Linked DNA regions of Mus musculus: region 2 is linked to region 1. A link is a loop called in an ENCODE intact Hi-C map of the cell type or tissue named here. Cell type or tissue: gastrocnemius. All regions are shown on one strand.

Region 1 (8,000 bases):
GCTTCAGCTGCTTGATTAGCAAGAGCAACACGGAGTTCTTGTGCGTTTCGGTTTTCATTGCATACTGAATGAATGACCAGCTGCACCTCGGTGGCGTGGGATAGTGACGGTAGCAGGCACCCTGAGACACTGGGTGTCCTGGTGTGCATTAGGCACTTGTAAACCCTTATGAAATGAGTGAGGGATCACTGTTGCCAAGCCCTTACAATGTCTGGACCTGCATCCCCAGGAACTTCATCCACATCTCCACCTTTTACCGTCTAACCACAACAAACTGCTTTTTATCTTTTGATCCCTCCTCAAAACCTCTGTATTTTTATTCTTCTGCTTCAAAGGACACTCTCCTAATATATTGGATGTGGTTAATTCCTACTGTTTTTTTTTTTTTTTACTTAGCACCTGGTGGGAGAGTGTTCAGGGGGTGTTATGGTGGGGGTCTTCTTGAAGGCCTGCTGTATGAACTTTGGGAAGCTACAGGAAGTTACTAACTGTGATACAAAATTGATGTTTCTAGACCTTTTTGGAGAGTGTGGGTTATCTTCATCATTTATATATGCATCTCATAATTGTAGTGCACTTTTTATTTGGAAATGGAAAAAGCACAGTTTCCCAGTAACTTGGAAAAGAAAGTCAGCTGCAGGTTCCCTCTGTGTATAGAATACACTGAGCTGAATCTCAGGTGAAGGAGCTCTCTGGGAAAGTTACCTTCCTTCCGTGTACATTATCCTACATTTCCTACTTAGGCAAGAAATAAAAGGGAGGCCCCACTGTTCCCTTTCTAATTGAGTTTAGGAAGGTATGGCTAGATAGTAGGATATAGTAGGAAGATGTGGTAGGGTCTCAGGAAATAGTTTCTGTGGATGAAAAAGGAGGTTCCTTCCTCTTTTTGCCTTCTAACAATCACAAATCAACCTCTAGTGTCTCACTGCTGCTCTCTTCCTTTGTGGCTGGACGTGCTTCACCTCGGTCTCCACTTGGCACTTGGTAAAACTAGATTCATCTGGTACCTGGCTTCTTACTGGTATAAGCTCTGTTATCCATGGGAAATGCTTAGAAAAATATAAGGCAGAGGAAGGGCTAGCCAGCCAAATTCATAGGCAGCAAACAGGTTCACTCCGAAACCAACAAGGTGGTATGGAAGACAGCAAAAACTAGCCGAACCTCTGTTATCCTTTTCTTGAAGTAGGCTGGACCAGGTTTTCAGTCTTCTGGTGATGACAATTTGATGCTGGGAGGTTACTTACCTTCCCCTCTGTAGCTTTCGAATATGTATAGTTGGGGGTGGGAATGTACTATTAATTTTTAGGGTGGTTTGGCAGTTAGAAATTATTTTACATATGCCCAGTCTCTACCTGATGTAGAGTGTATGTTAGTTATCATTTTATCATTGCTGCAGTGATACTGTCATAGGGTACAGCAGCTTTTAGGCAACCACTGAAGGTCAGGGGCTTCTCTGGTTCGATTTAGACTCCTCCATACGTCTTCAAAGGAAAATTTCTCTTTCCCCTTGGGGAGAAATTAACCTACGGTACAAAGGGAGTTGAGAGTCTGCGCTCTGCTTTCTGAGTGTTTCAGAGATGGCCAGAAGTTGATACCAGTCACTGGAAAGCCACTAGGCAACATGAACGCCATGGTCAGGGTGATAGAACATGGGGCCTTGGCCTGCTCCCAGGGCTCAGCCTCTGCTCCCTGAGCCTCTCATTTCCTAAGTCCCTTTCTGTCCTGAGTTCTGCCCCTGTTCCCTCGGGCCCAGCACAGCAGACCAAAGGGCTTTCTTGGCCATCCAGCTGCTTTAGGTTCAGTGGAATCCTTCCTGATCAGTGGGGGGTTAGTACAGTGGCCCTGCTTGGGTTCAGTTAGTGCAATGGCCTTGTACTAACTGGTCTTGTTGCTCCAAGAAATGTTAGCAAAGCAGTGCCTGGACCTTGGACTATGCTTCATGTTTGACCTTTGGTGGCATCTTTTTGTGAGCCAGCACACCTGGCTAAATGTCTTTCAACTCCGAAATTATGCCGAGTGGAAGTATTTTGAATAAATGTAAACAGAGAAGGAATTTTGCCTGCAAACTTTAGAATTCTCATCTCACTTGGCTGTAGTAACTGCTTATTACAGTAGGCTTCTTTGTGGTTGATGATAATAAACAAGGAATGGATTTCCAACAGAAATTTCCCCCAGTCTTCCCTAGGGCATCTGAAGTGCCTTTTTTCTCCTGTGGGCTCCAGAGTCATGGGCAGTGTTGAACAATTAGCCCAGAGGGAAGCCCTGGAAACAGTTGGTCCCTCAAGGCTTGGGAAGTCACAAAGGCTGTGCTGGCAAGGGGGAGGAGGGAGGGATGATGTGGGGGCTGGGGGGGGGTACTCAGAGGTAGTGAGAGGGGTGGGGGTGGGTTGTTTCCCAGATAGTTTTCAAAGAACAGAGGTTGGTGTGCTTTGCTGTGGGCCCCGAGAACAGTGCAAGTCTGCTTCAAATTCTTCTTTGTCTTTATCTGGTACTTTCTCTAGCACATTCCTTTTGGCTTAACAAAGTGTCTTCCTTTCCTGTTTCATGGTCATTGATAACAAGAGCTTGAAGGCTTTTTGCTTCCAGGCTCTGCATGGAGTGGAAAGAGGAACACATAGGAGGGGGACTTGCCATCTTAGAGATGTTTCCCCATTTTTATCACACAAGGGGAAAGCTGTCCAGTGTGCAGAGAGGACCCAGGTTTTCATTTTAGTCTAGGGGGTGATTGATTGCCTTTCTTTCAAGGGCCTGATGGAGGAGGTCAGAGTCTTAGAAAGGGAAGAAGCCAGGGAAAGGGAAAGAAGAAAGAGTGAGATTTATGGCCTCCTGCATCACGGCTTTTATGTCGCATAACTATTCCCAACACTGGAAGTTCATGACACGCTCGCTGAGAAACAGCTCTGGAGTACAGAGCAGTGATCTGCATGCAAAGAGGAAATTACACAGTCCAGCCTCTGCTCTGCCTGCTGCAGAGAGCACACTCAGCCCGTGATGGACACAGGTTCCAGTGGCTGCTGGGCATGAGCTGGACCACCCAGCACCACTTACACTGTGCACAGGGTGGCTGGCGATGCTGTTTATAAAGCATTGTTTCAGCAAACAGACTTTGCTGTTGCTCCTTCTGCATCTGCCCTCTTCACTCCCAATGTGGAAGCCTTGGGCATCTCATGCCAAAGAACACTGCACTAATAGAGCCTCTGCCTCCACCCCTACCTTTGATAATTGAAGATCTTTTAAAATGTTTTTGTCTTCCATTTTTTATTCCATATGGGCCCTTAGGTAACATGACCCAGTGTGGCCATTAAATGGCCCTGCTTACAGTTGGATTGCTGGGTACAAAGCAAATTTATGGTTGTTTATTCTCTCCTCCTATCAGCTATTAGTGCCTAATCATATGGTCTATCGATCATGAGATTAATCGCCTGCCCATAGAGGCAGCGGGTCTTGTGGAATGCTTCCCTGCGCCAGAATGAACTTCAACCTTTTATACAAACTGGAAGAGTCAGAACCATCATTCACTGCCTGGAGCCCCAGGAGGTAAATCCCTGCTTCTCCAAGCAGTGTTCTCTTCACTTCCTTCCCTTGTGTAAAACTTCAACTCATTGATTCAGACACACACAGAGCCTTTCTGAGGCACCCTATACACAATGACATAAGCTGCAAATACGTGGGCTTTATTACACGAGGCCCACAGTCTGCATAATTAAAGATCTCTCTGCACTCCTATTATAAATTCTCATTTTGCAAGATTTATAGCTGGGCTTTTAAATTTTTCTCAAGCTAAGACTTTCTAAGAGTGTTATGATCAGAGGTCTATTTTCTTTTTTTTTTTTTATGAAATGTGTTTCTTTGAAGATATAAAAAGCAAACTCTAGAAACCCCGTCATAGAGGTGTCAGCACACAGAGGTTAGCCATGTAAAGAGTAGGTACTCTGTACCCTAGAGTGGCTTTGCTGACCTTTGTCCCTCTGCAGTTATGAGGGCCAGAAGCCCTGTGGTGTCCTGCCGTGTCTGGATGTCCTGCTCTGTCTCTATAACTCCAAGGAGGAGGAGGCTGGGATCATACGCCATTGATCTTTTCCCAGCCTTGCTTTTACTTAGCCTAGCTTTCTCAGTGTGAGTCCTGAGTTTGTTCAGTGAATGACCCTCAGCAGGGACTAGGAGACTTGCTTCTTTGTGTTGACACTGCCCTTGAAGGCAAGGGTGTACACGTTTAGGTGACACTCTGCAGTCTCTGAAGACAAGTTCCCTGCTAACAAAATGACTATACATTCTGGGCTGGTCACTGGTGTTCTGTGGGTTAAATGCTACTAGAATAGTGCCTTCAAATGTTTGATTGGAACATGTCAATGGAGTTTGCCATGACCTCACTGCTCCCTATTAGTCACAGTGTCATCACAGAGTATCAGCAGCCTGCTTTATCTCACCTACGCCATCCTCAAGCACTTATGATTTCTTCCGGTATTTTCCTATAACATGATCCTTGGTTACTAGGGTTTGAAGTCTGATATTTGGGCTACTAAGTGATGCCTCTGGCTGTTACTTTAACCCTCTGTTCCAGTCCTGTTATTCTCAAGAATCTCAGCTATTATTATTTTTTGTTTCATTTTGTGTTTTGTGGCCCAGATAAACAGCAATGGATGATTAATTTGTTTTCTCCCTTTGAAGTAAATAAGTATGTATAGTTGAATACACTGAGCCATTGTACAGAAGGTGAAATGGTTTTGTGTGACTAGTTGGTTGATAGTTTAGCTTGTGTGATTGCTTGGTGGGTCAGTGTGGAGGTCCTGTTTGAGGTTTTGATATGCTAAAAATAGCTCCCAGATCTTTCTGACTTTTCCCACTTGTGGTGTTTGTAGGCTTAGCGTAAAGTTTACTCTTTCACACGCTGTTGGAGTCCTTGTCTGTCTACACTTGCTCCTTCTTATTTCGCAACTTCCTTTCACTGGTGCTGTGCTGCAGCCTCCCGTACAACCTGTCTCTTGCTGTGGTAAGATGAAGGGAACTCTCTCATGTGAGTTTACTCAGAAGCCTGATAGCTGTAGTTTCCTTCTATAGTCAAGAGCATTTTGAAGGATTTGCTCTAAAACAGTGGTTCTAAACCTGCAGGTCGTGGCCACTTTGAAGGGTTGAATGACCCTTTCACCGGGGTCACCTAAGACCATCAGAGAACACAGACATTTACATTAAAATTCAAAATAGTACCAAATTACAGTTATGAAGTAGCAACAAGAATAATTTTATGGCTGGGGTCACCATAACACGAGGAACTGTTTTATTTTAAAGGGCCACAGCATTAGGAAGGCAGAGAAGCTCTGCTCTAAAGGACGGGAAGTCAGTATGATACACGATCCTCTCTTTTGGCTCAACTCAAATCTATTGAACTCAGGTTACTTGTGAATATTTTAACTTGCACATTTAAATGCATACATTTAAACAAAGCCCATTAAAGATCTGTACTGTAGAAGTAGTCTGTGTATAAACTACCTTTTAATTGAAGCTTGTCCTATCATGCTTAAATAATACAAAAGTAAAAGCTTTTGAAGATGGCAGGCCAGTTGGTCCCCATGGTTGCATGAATAGTTTGGGCTCTGGGGTTGGACTGGCTTACCCAGTCTGTCAGTTATGAATATGTTGAGAATACCTGGCAGAACCCTTGATGTCCTTGCCTATAAAATGGGATAATACTTTGTTCCGAGGAATAAATGAAAATGACTTAAACAGAGGACATACAGGCCATGGAATAAATAATGAATATTCATCATCATTTAGCTAGAATTTAATGAAGCTCTATTTCTGAGCTTGGAGGCTTTTCTTTCCTGACCATAGCCAGTTCACCATACCTTGGGAAAACTGGTGGTGCACTGATGTTAGCATACTGATACCAAACTAAGTCTGGATCAACATGGCACACTATAGCCCAGAATCCCTGGACTCAAGCAATCCTCCTGCCTCAGTTTATCAATTAGCTGTGATTATGAGTGTGTCCCACTATGCCCAGTGAGATTTTTCATTTAAAGAGCATGAATGTATATCTCATGAAGACTTCCCATATTTGCTGAGTTACCCATGTTTCCAGGAGGTTCTATTGTGGTACTTTCTTATTTGCCATCAAAGGTCCCAGATGTATTGCTTTCCATGTTTCTGAAAACATGCTAAGACCTAGATCTAATATAATGACATGACTGTTTCTCTAAAGTTTTCTTCCCTCAGACCAGTCTCAAAGTTTCATTGCAGAAATCTCATGGACCATGCTGCCATCCTCTGTTATTTCATGCTAGTAAAAGTATGAATGTGACTGTTGGACTGGCAAGATGGATCGGCAGAGATAGGCACTTGCTGCCAAGCCTAATGACCCTAGTTCAACCCTCTGGTCCTACATGGTGGAAGGAAAGAATAGATTCTTTAAAGTTCCTTAAAATAGATTTCCTTAAAATCCTCCAACTGCCACACATTTGCTATGGCCTGCCTGTCTGCACATGAAGACACATAAAACACATACACAATAAATAAATAATAAGTGAATAAATTGAATAATTATAACTAAAATTAAAGTAACTTCATTATGAATCATAACATTAGCAAAAACTTTAAGCCCCCGAGGAACCAGAGCTGGAAAGATTCTGAGATGTCACCTGGTCCAAGTCCCATTTTACAAATAAAAACCATGCCTTTGGCCAGAAAAAAAAAAGATCAGATTTGAATAGAGCTAACCTGTAGGCTTTTAAATTTCGTGCTCAATGGAATCTCTACTCAGCTGCTCTGTTATGATTTTGCTCCTTTTGCAGGACTTGTATGTATTTATTAGAGACCGTCGAGATGTAGCACTGGGCATTACTTTTGTGGCAAAAGCTCTGAAACTATAATCATTATTAATGGATTCCATTATTTGGGAGAGCGTTTTAGGGACTACAGAGGATTCATTGCATTGATCTATTGTGCCACGTTTGTATTATACCAGGTAGTTTAAAATGATATTCTCTTAACCGTTAGGCTAAAACATTGTCCACTGTTGGCAGTTATCCCATCATGAGACCGTCCTTTTTGCCACTGAAAATACATAGTTCTGCTGAAAGGAGCCTTTTGACCGGTCCCCAGTGCCTTGAATGTGTTTAAATCCCTCACTACTAAAATGGGGGGATTACGGCTGCTATCATTGTTCTAAAACAAACTTCCCTTTGGACGATAACAGCAGCGGTAAATCAGATGTTGAAGAAAGTACCAGCTTAACTTCAGTTTGCTTTAAAAGGGTTTCCTCTTTAATTGACAAGTGTCATGTATAATAGAGCACGGTAGCTCACATAGAAAACCCTGGGCTGGGCTGCCTGCTGGGGCTGCAGTTCTTAATGAACGTACAAGTGAATACACGGAGGCAAAAATTTAAAGCTCCCCAACTGGGGAGCATTCACCCCGTTCACCATGGTCAGCCTGGTGATCAGCCACACTGATCCCGCTGGGACTTGTCTTGGGCATGTGGCTTGTGTGGCTTTCAGCGCTGGTGACTGGTATCTCTCCTGGTGGTATTTGGAAAGATAGACTAGATTCTGATGTCAAAGGAATAGGCAAACGAGATTGTTTTGGTTTTCTTTAAAAAATAAAATAAATGCACTAAGCTCGTTGAGACTCACATAGTTGCTTTGCATCATGGTGGTTTTCATGGGCTCTGGGCGACTTGCTAATAAATATCCCTACGTTCCCTCACATTGTTGTCCTTTCTTGCCTTTCCTCTGCTTCCCAAAAGAGAACACAACTGGATTTTACAGGTGATGTTTACAGCCATCCAAGACACTTGAATAAGCACTTAGAATACTGCCAATAGAGGCAGGGGAAAGGGCATATTATTATCAAATTAAGTAATGGCTGGGCAGTGATATTTTATTTATTAAAGCATGTCTGAGTAGAATGGACTCTGGTTCTGAAGAGCACAGATTTGAGAGGAATGTTGAGTTTGGAAACGTGGCAGCCCACAGCCCTGTGTATGGTTTAAATTAAACCTTTTT
Region 2 (8,000 bases), 51 kb before region 1:
TGAGATCTCTTATTTGTAGAAGAGAAGCTGCCAATGAGGTAGATTGGTCAACCTATGTACAGCTGCCTTGACGGGCATCTGTTACAATGCTGAAGATTTGTAAACACTAAACAATGTTTTTAACCTCCTTAAAAGTTTTGAGAACTTGCCAGTACTGGCAAGAAGCAGAGACTCTGAAGCGCACTGCCCAATCTATGCCAAAACCATTGTGGCCTTTGTACCTGTAATGCATTTTTATTTTCATTTCTTTGAAAATGTTCTTTTTCCCTTCCAGAATGCCTCCTCTCCTCTACATAGCCACCAAATTGAGATTTTTTTTTCCTTTTAAAATATGCACATTGATTATAACTTCATGCCCTGGCTGTTTTTTTTTTTTTTTAAATTTTTTAAAATGTTGGTGAAAACATTAAAATGTGAATACTGGAAGCAAATGCATAACCAAATATTTGTTAAAAGCGGAGGTGATTTTTTTTTTCTTAAGGCTTAGAGATGATAAAAGCCAACACGTTGACTAAATCCCTAAATCTGGTGGTATTAGAACTGTGTGACTTTTGTGGCAGATATACAGTAAGAAGTCGAGTGAAAGCAAGTGATTTCATGAGCCCGAGACTTTCATCTTGTTCAGTCTATAAAATAACAAAACCATTTTATGTCTTTAATTTGGTCTCTGTTTGCATTGTCTTTCCCATGTATCGTATGACGACTTGGTGGTATTATGGCATCATGGCAAGTGGTTTTCTTTGTGGGCGTGTAACAGTAAAGCTAATTTATGACCAGCCTTTACCAGATGATCTGTATCAGAATCTACAATATACCCGGCACGTGGCAAGGTCACAATTTAAGTTGTTAAGGTCATAACCTTAGCCACCAGGCATTTGACCTTTTAGATAAAGTTAACCTTTGTTCATTAGTAGGCACTCAACCGAGAACTTTCTGGAGAGTTTTTTCTTTCTTTCCTTCCTTCCTTCCTTTCTCTCTCTCTTTCTTTTCGTTTTTGAAGCTGTTCCTATATAACTCTGGAAATGTAATCGTATTCTGTTGAGTTAGTTAAATTTTGCTTAGAGGTTAGAGTTTTAAACGGATTTCTTTCGCCGACAGAGGCAGATCACTTTATTTATGACATAAAGAGGTAACCACTGTTTATGTCTGATGCTACCTGATGTGGGGTAGAGAAGCAGCTCTGAGGTAGTCTTTACAGTCAAACAAATGGAATTATGTTTACTTTGACAGACGCCCTTACTAATTGGTGGGCGGCAGTGACCCAAAGCTGAAGCCCACAGAGCCACTGTCACTTTCTAAAGGTGGGGACGTTTCTAAGATTGCAAGTATATTTTAGCTCTCTTGAAAATCCACTTGGAAAGATTAAGTGTCCGAAATTGTCAGCAAATTCCTTCAACTGCTAATTAGCCAACGACAAAGGGACCAATGGTGGTGGAGGTACGTGTGAGTTTTAAGGTGGAAAGTGAACATTTCTGCGGTAGAACCTTTCAGTACAGTGGCTACTGGTTGGTTGTTATGTTTCCGCCTTCACAGGAAGAGCTCTTTGAATGTCCCAGCAGCTTGGTACCCATCCTGTAACCTGCAGGACAGGATTACTCATCACCTCAACCCCTGTACAGAATTGTTCCTCTGCTTCTGCTCTCAGTAACACTCATTTTAAGTTGGAACTATGCTAGTCGGCCTGTGATGAGCCATGTGCTTCCATGTCAGCCAAAAGAGGAGCTATTCCCATTCAGGTGCGTGTTGGTTTTAGTTTGGCCTCGTGACTGCCATTCCTTCATCTAGTACTAGAGAAAACCATGCTATGCAGATAGACCAGATGGTTATGTTGACAGACTGAGAATTCACTTCCTACTGCTTGAGAGCAGGTGTAAGATGGGGAGTGCCTGTGAGTGTGTGCTTTGTGTGCATGTGTGCACACCCAGGCTGTACCCAGAGTGCTCCTTAAGCAGTAGCAATGATTTCAGTAGTATTCAAAAGATGCTATTTTAAGTGTGGAATAATTACACATAAGGTTATAGTGCATAGAAAATAATTTTAAACATTAAAAACAAGTCATATTATTTTGTTATATTTTATGATTCTATGTCAGATTAATTTTTACAATGCACTGTCTTTTAGGTGACTTAGCACATTTGCTAGAGGGGGTCTGCATTTCTAACATATTCAGCATGTTCTGCTGGCAAGTATATGTGTATATGTGATGTGAATATGTGTTTATATCCAAGACTAAGGCTGTACATATATAATTAAACTTCTTAAGAAGCTTAACTCCCTGCAGAAACTTGTGCACATAGTTTCTGTGATTTGTGATGATAGAGTATGTTTGAAAATGAAGGGATAAGACTAATTAATATATGGTGATACTTAAAATTAAGAGAGACTTGTCTTGTATCCCAAAGTCCAATCCTGACCTTAAGCCAAATTCGTGGCAATTTTTTTTATGAATACATTGTAAATTATTGATACATGTGTACAGTTTTATCTCTTAATTACATAAAGGTAGTTTTAGCAACTAGCAAACTTGAGATTAAATATGACTTTTAGAGCTTTAAGTGGGCTCTGCAGTAACCTGAGAATAGTAACAATATCCTTTTCCTTGAATGTAGTAACAAAATCCAATGCTTAGGACATAGTAAAAAAGATGGAAGTTCAAAGGCAGCGCTTGCACAGGAACAGGGAGCAAAGTTGGTTGGGAGGAAGCCTTTGAATGGAGGTCAGCTTGTTTATGGCTAAGAGGTTTGACTGTGTTGGTTAGAAAGTTTCCCAATGCTATTGGCATGGTTTGCTTGTCTTCCTTCCCACCCTGTGATGAATAGCATTAATTTAAACCTATTTAAGGCTAGTGTGGGAGAAACCACAGCTTTTGTTGTGGTCAGTGCTGTACACAGTAGGACTGGGTTAGGGCCTGGAGCTGCTTCCAGAGGATACAGAACAGCCTGTCGGGTTTTTACATCTCTCACAGAAGCAACCGCTCCCAAGTGTCAATATAGCTTGTGGAAACAACACTGAGGATGACGAGGGAAGGGAAAAAATGCAAATATGCTAAACTCTAATTTTGTACCATTCCTTCAGTAATTTCTCTATCATTATTTAGAGGTGAGAACTTACATTTAAAAATATTTTAAATTGTAAACCCTTGTGGGATGGGGGAGAAGAAAAGGAAGGCAGGTGGAGGAGGAGAAGTACGATAAACAGGCATGCATTGTTGAGGGAAATGTGAAACCATAGACTGAATTGCAAGTGCATGCACTCTGAAGGAGTTTTGGCCTATGCAGCCATGGTAAAGGATCTCAGGCAGGGGATGTCAAGTGGAGAAGTCTATCATGCATAACGCTACTTTTTTTTCTTTTGTATAATTAATTTGAGACAAAACTGCTACTTGTAGCTTCAGAAGGTTCAGTTCAAAACTTCAGAAAGCAATGTTTTCAAAGACTTCTTCTGGAGTTTAAGCTTCCAGTTAGGGTCTCTAGGAGTCAGAACGTGGCAAGGATACTCTAGACATGCTTCTGGTGTCTGCTGGTTTGCATCATGTAACTCACAGTGCGGGCTGGCCACTTTCAGGATCTCTCTCTCTCTCTCTCTCTCTCTCTCTCTCTCTCTCTCTCTCTCTCTCTGATGTAATGGCAGCCCACACATTATAGATCCAGACTCTGATGTCTCGGAGCTCGACAGGATTTTCTCACTTCTACTTAAATAGAAGTGACGTTTCCCCTTTTGTCCCCCACACCCCATATTGGAGAATGCATTCATTTTTTGTTATGGTTACTGCAGTGTTTTAGTTAATGGCATTAGTCCTCCCAACACTGTTCTAGTTAAATAAACATGGGTTTGGAGGCAGAGTGATAAGTCCGGCAAATGGTAAAGGCAGCAACTCTACAGCAGAAAACATGCTTGCTGTTCTGTTTGCAAAAGAAACTACAGAAGACACACACACAAAGGAAAGAAGCCCTCTGGTCTATGTGCCTTGCCACTTTTTGGTCTTCTTTGAACTGTGTAACACGTTGCTAACCCAGCAATGATTAGGAAGGCCATGGTGACTATGCATTGGAGTAAAATTACTTGAACATCTTTGAGAAGTTTACATTGACTTTTACATCTTTTTATATCTTTCAAACACCTAACCTGGTGATAGATCTTTGCAACCCACATCAACTGGGAGTACAGGTACGGAGCCCAAAGGAAAGGGACAGCTTGGCATGTCTGAGCCACAGCCGACACTGTACCGAGTTCACTATACTCAGCTTGCTCTTTTGAACTTCATTTTATTTTTCCAGTGCTGCGCATCCCCACATTGCTAGGCTAGCGGCCTACCTCAGACTATTCCCGACACTCCACTCGCTCTTTCTTTTCTTTTCCTTCCCTCCTTCTTTCACCCTTTAACTCTTTCCTCACACTGGTATCCTAAGTAACAAAACTCACAAGAGCAGCCTGCAGAGTGACATCCAGGCAGGCCTGCTGAGTCAAAAATTATTGTTTTAAAAGCCATCTAAACCCACCTTAGACCATCTCATAGCTTGTGTTTTTGCAACAGGCTCCATTTAAGCAGTGTCACACAGCAGGACCGTCAAAAGCTAAACCTTTTCGTGGGGATAATTTCCTCAACAGTTCAAGTCTTAGCCATAGAAGAGACGAAGTTGGTTAGGAGAAAAATGGTCTCCTGTCAGAGTTAGGGTCAAAATTCTGGAGTGACTTATTAAGAAATAAGTCTCTTTTAGAATGGTGATGTGAATACATGTATTTTTAAACAGGTTTAAAATAATTTTTTAAAAGATACATTTAGATTAATGAGTTCTAGATACTTTCAGATGACATTGAATATTAAACCAAATATTACCTAAAAATTAAATTTAACACATATATGAAAATTTGACATGCTTATATATGTACAGGGAATAATATTTTAAACCTCTAATGATTTAATTTTAAAATTAAAAAAATTGTTTTGCTTTGAAATTTGCCTCTGGTTTTATGTCAATAATATAAAAGAAAGCAAAAATCATGTTCCATAAGAGGAACTTTATTACTTTAATTTTTAAAAATTAAAATAGAAAAATACAAAAACAGATGATTGATTTTAATGCCCTTATTTTAATTTTTGAAATTTATACAAGTTTTTTTTTTTTTTCAGGCTCAGAGAACACTTTTTTTTTTTTTTTTTTTTTTTTTTTGAGACAGGTTTCTCTGTGTAGCCCTGGCTATCCTGGAACTCATTCTGTAGACCCAGGGATTAAAGGCATGTAATGCCATGCCCAGCCAAGATTAGCTCTTAATGGCTGTAGTGTAAAACCTAAAACCCACACAATGCGAATTTTACCACTGTAAATAGAATAAAAAGACCAACCACTACAATTTAAAACACATTGGGGTTTTTTTGAACGTATTAATTCTTCTAAGGTGTATTTAAATCAGCTACTGACTTGAACTTTTATTAAATAAAACAGAAATATCACTTATTTACCTATGAGACAGGGTCTCACTGTGTAGCCCCGACTGCCCTAGGATTTATTGATTTAGGCAAGGCTGAAGGCACAGAGATCTGCCTGCCTCTGACTCCCAAGTGGTGGGATTAAAAGTATGTGTCATCATGCCTATCTTGAAATACTCTATAAATTAAAAAGATAATTACTAGGCTGGGTATGGAAAAATCACTCCTGTTATCTCTGCATTCTTTAGGCTGAGGCAGGAGGTTTGCTAGCTTGGGCAATAGAACTAGGTCCTCTCTTAAAAGGTCAAGAAAGAGAGGAGGGGGTTATTTTAAAAATTCTGTGAAACTGAAGCACTTGCCATGCTAGGCTGCTGTTCTTGATGCTGTTGTCTGGGCGACTTTATTCTGTTCTTGCTAGCCCAGGACTGGGTAGCATATTACATCATGCTATTGTAGAAAGTATCTACAGTAAGTCACACAGCTTGTTCTGGATGGGAATATTCACATATTCCCAGGGAAATGGTATTTGCTGGCAAATAACAAGGACAGTAGAATTACAGTGTCAGCATTTACTGTCTTTTCAAAATCAGAGACAAATTTCTTAATATCATAAATTTGTAGCCATCTCACCTATGTTGATGTGTGGGTGTCTTTTCCTGCTGGAGGCATTTATAATTATGTATATTTTAATCTTAAAGGGATTACTTACCTAAGTTTAAGCTCCTGCACAGAGTGATTATTGTACATGCAGGATTCTATAGTGTCACTCTCAGATCTTCTATTGACATGCAAAGAAGCTGACATAAAAGCCTTAGGGTGACAAACTCTCACCAAGTTTTAGGAAAGTGTTTATTGCAGAAGAAGCCAGTTTAAAAGAGGGACATAGACAGGACAGATGAGCTGAAGTGACCTGGTGCCCTTCTCTATGCCACTGTGGAACATTCTAAATGAGTGTGGGGTAGGATCCCATCAAAGCTTGCTATAGAATATAAGGTATGGTGTGTCTGCATGTTATCTCTGCAGCTCCCTATTGCACCATTGTGAGGGTTCTGTTATACTAGCACATCAGCATTAAACATCACAGATATCCTTTATGCTGATGCTTTTGTTTGTTTGTGTTTTGTTTCTTTTTATTTATTTGTTTTGTTTTTGGTTTGGGGGGTTTGGTTTTGTTTTAATTTTTTAAATTTATATTTATTTATTTATTTATTTATTTATTTATTTATTTATTTATTTATTTATTTATTTATTTGAGACAAGGTTTCCTTGTGCTGTCCTGGAACTGGCTGTATAGACTAGGCTAGCCTGGAACTGGCTGTATAGACTAGGCTAGCCTGGAACTGGCTGTATAGACTAGGTTAGCCTGGAACTGGCTGTGTAGACTAGGCTAGCCTGGAACTGGCTGTATAGACTAGGCTAGCCTGGAACTGGCTGTATAGACTAGGCTAGCCTGGAACTGGCTGTGTAGACTAGGCTAGTCTGGAACTGGCTGTGTAGACTAGGCTAGCCTGGAACTCAGATCAGCCTGTCTCAGCCTCCTGAATACTAGGACTGAGCACTTGGTCATCATGTCTGTCATATGCTAATGGGTTTCATTTCTAATAGTATGTTTTTAAGATTTTTGAAATGATGGACTCAAGAGTATGTTTGCAATATTATCTTATTTAAGATTAAAGTGTGTGCCAAGAAGGACTCTAGGTGAGAATCTGGCCGCCAAGTCGCTTGCATGAACAATGCTTGTGTCTTTGTAGGACTGTGACAAGGACTTTTGGTGGGTGTGTATCCTATAAGATTAGTGAGTTCCTGAAATTGCTGCTGGATTCATTTAGTCAGTGGTCTCCCTTCTCTTTTTGTAAATGGTAAAGAGGTTTCTGTTTTCTATCGTAGTTCCCATGCTGTGCCATGTGTGTCTGTAAGCAAAAACAGTCATTGTGGGGCTTTTATGACCTATCAATAAGTGACAAGGATTTTTTGTTAGAATTTATTCTTAATGTACCTTTGAAAATAACTACCATCACCCTTCTGAATCAAAAGTATAGCACTCTGGGCTGGCGAGTTAGCTCAAAGTCTGGTGACATGTGTTTGATTCCTGAAACATTCATGGAGAACTTAACTCCACAAAGTTGTCCCCTGACCTCCACACCTCCACACCTGTACCACAGCAATGTGCTCCCCCATGTCATGCTTGCTCTCTCTCTCTCTCTCTCTGTCTCTCTTTCTCTCTCTCTCTCTCACACACACACACAAATAGCATATTGAAAACAATTACCATGTTTACATTTTTAATGAATTTTTTTGATGTTTTAAAATTTTTATCTCTCTAGAGCTTCAATAAAATGAGGTAGGGGTAAAAATTTTAAAAGTATAACATCTTGCCAAGTTCAGAATACATATTATGTGTAAGGTTATATATAATATATATACACACATATGTTTTTTGTGAGAAATTTTTTTGGCTGAAATGTTACAGTGAAAGACATAATTGTTCTAAAGATGTGTGTCTCACAGAAAAGACGAAAACCACCCAAAGTGGATAAATGGCATGCTTTGTCCTTATGCCACCTACATTTTT

What was found. A loop is a pair of places that touch in the nucleus more often than their neighbours do. Peaks named below come from ENCODE experiments on the same cell type or tissue, not always from the same donor. Only the 100,000 strongest peaks of a DNase experiment are listed, where the experiment ranks them.
Region 2: it touches region 1 in a loop (1.8-fold over the local background); 5 of 42 quality-filtered maps call a loop at or near these places.

The regions. Positions count from the first base shown.
Region 1 is chr4:97,837,019-97,845,018 of GRCm38, forward strand. The region is part of intron 2 of Nfia (nuclear factor I/A); the gene reads left to right. It overlaps Gm19417 (a long non-coding RNA gene), which reads right to left. Exons shown (of 2, transcript XR_376437.4): 2 at 3,822-8,000. Among named protein-coding and RNA genes, the nearest start is that of Gm19417, 28 kb to the right of the region's middle. In gastrocnemius, no CTCF peak of the experiment used is centred here; DNase peaks (open chromatin) are centred at 4, 1,691, 3,006 and 7,423; H3K4me3 peaks cover 562 bases; H3K27ac peaks cover 2,467 bases.
Region 2 is chr4:97,785,913-97,793,912 of GRCm38, forward strand. All of the region lies in intron 2 of Nfia (nuclear factor I/A), which reads left to right. Among named protein-coding and RNA genes, the nearest start is that of Nfia, 12 kb to the left of the region's middle. In gastrocnemius, no CTCF peak of the experiment used is centred here; DNase peaks (open chromatin) are centred at 153, 1,796 and 4,277; H3K4me3 peaks cover 528 bases; H3K27ac peaks cover 3,854 bases.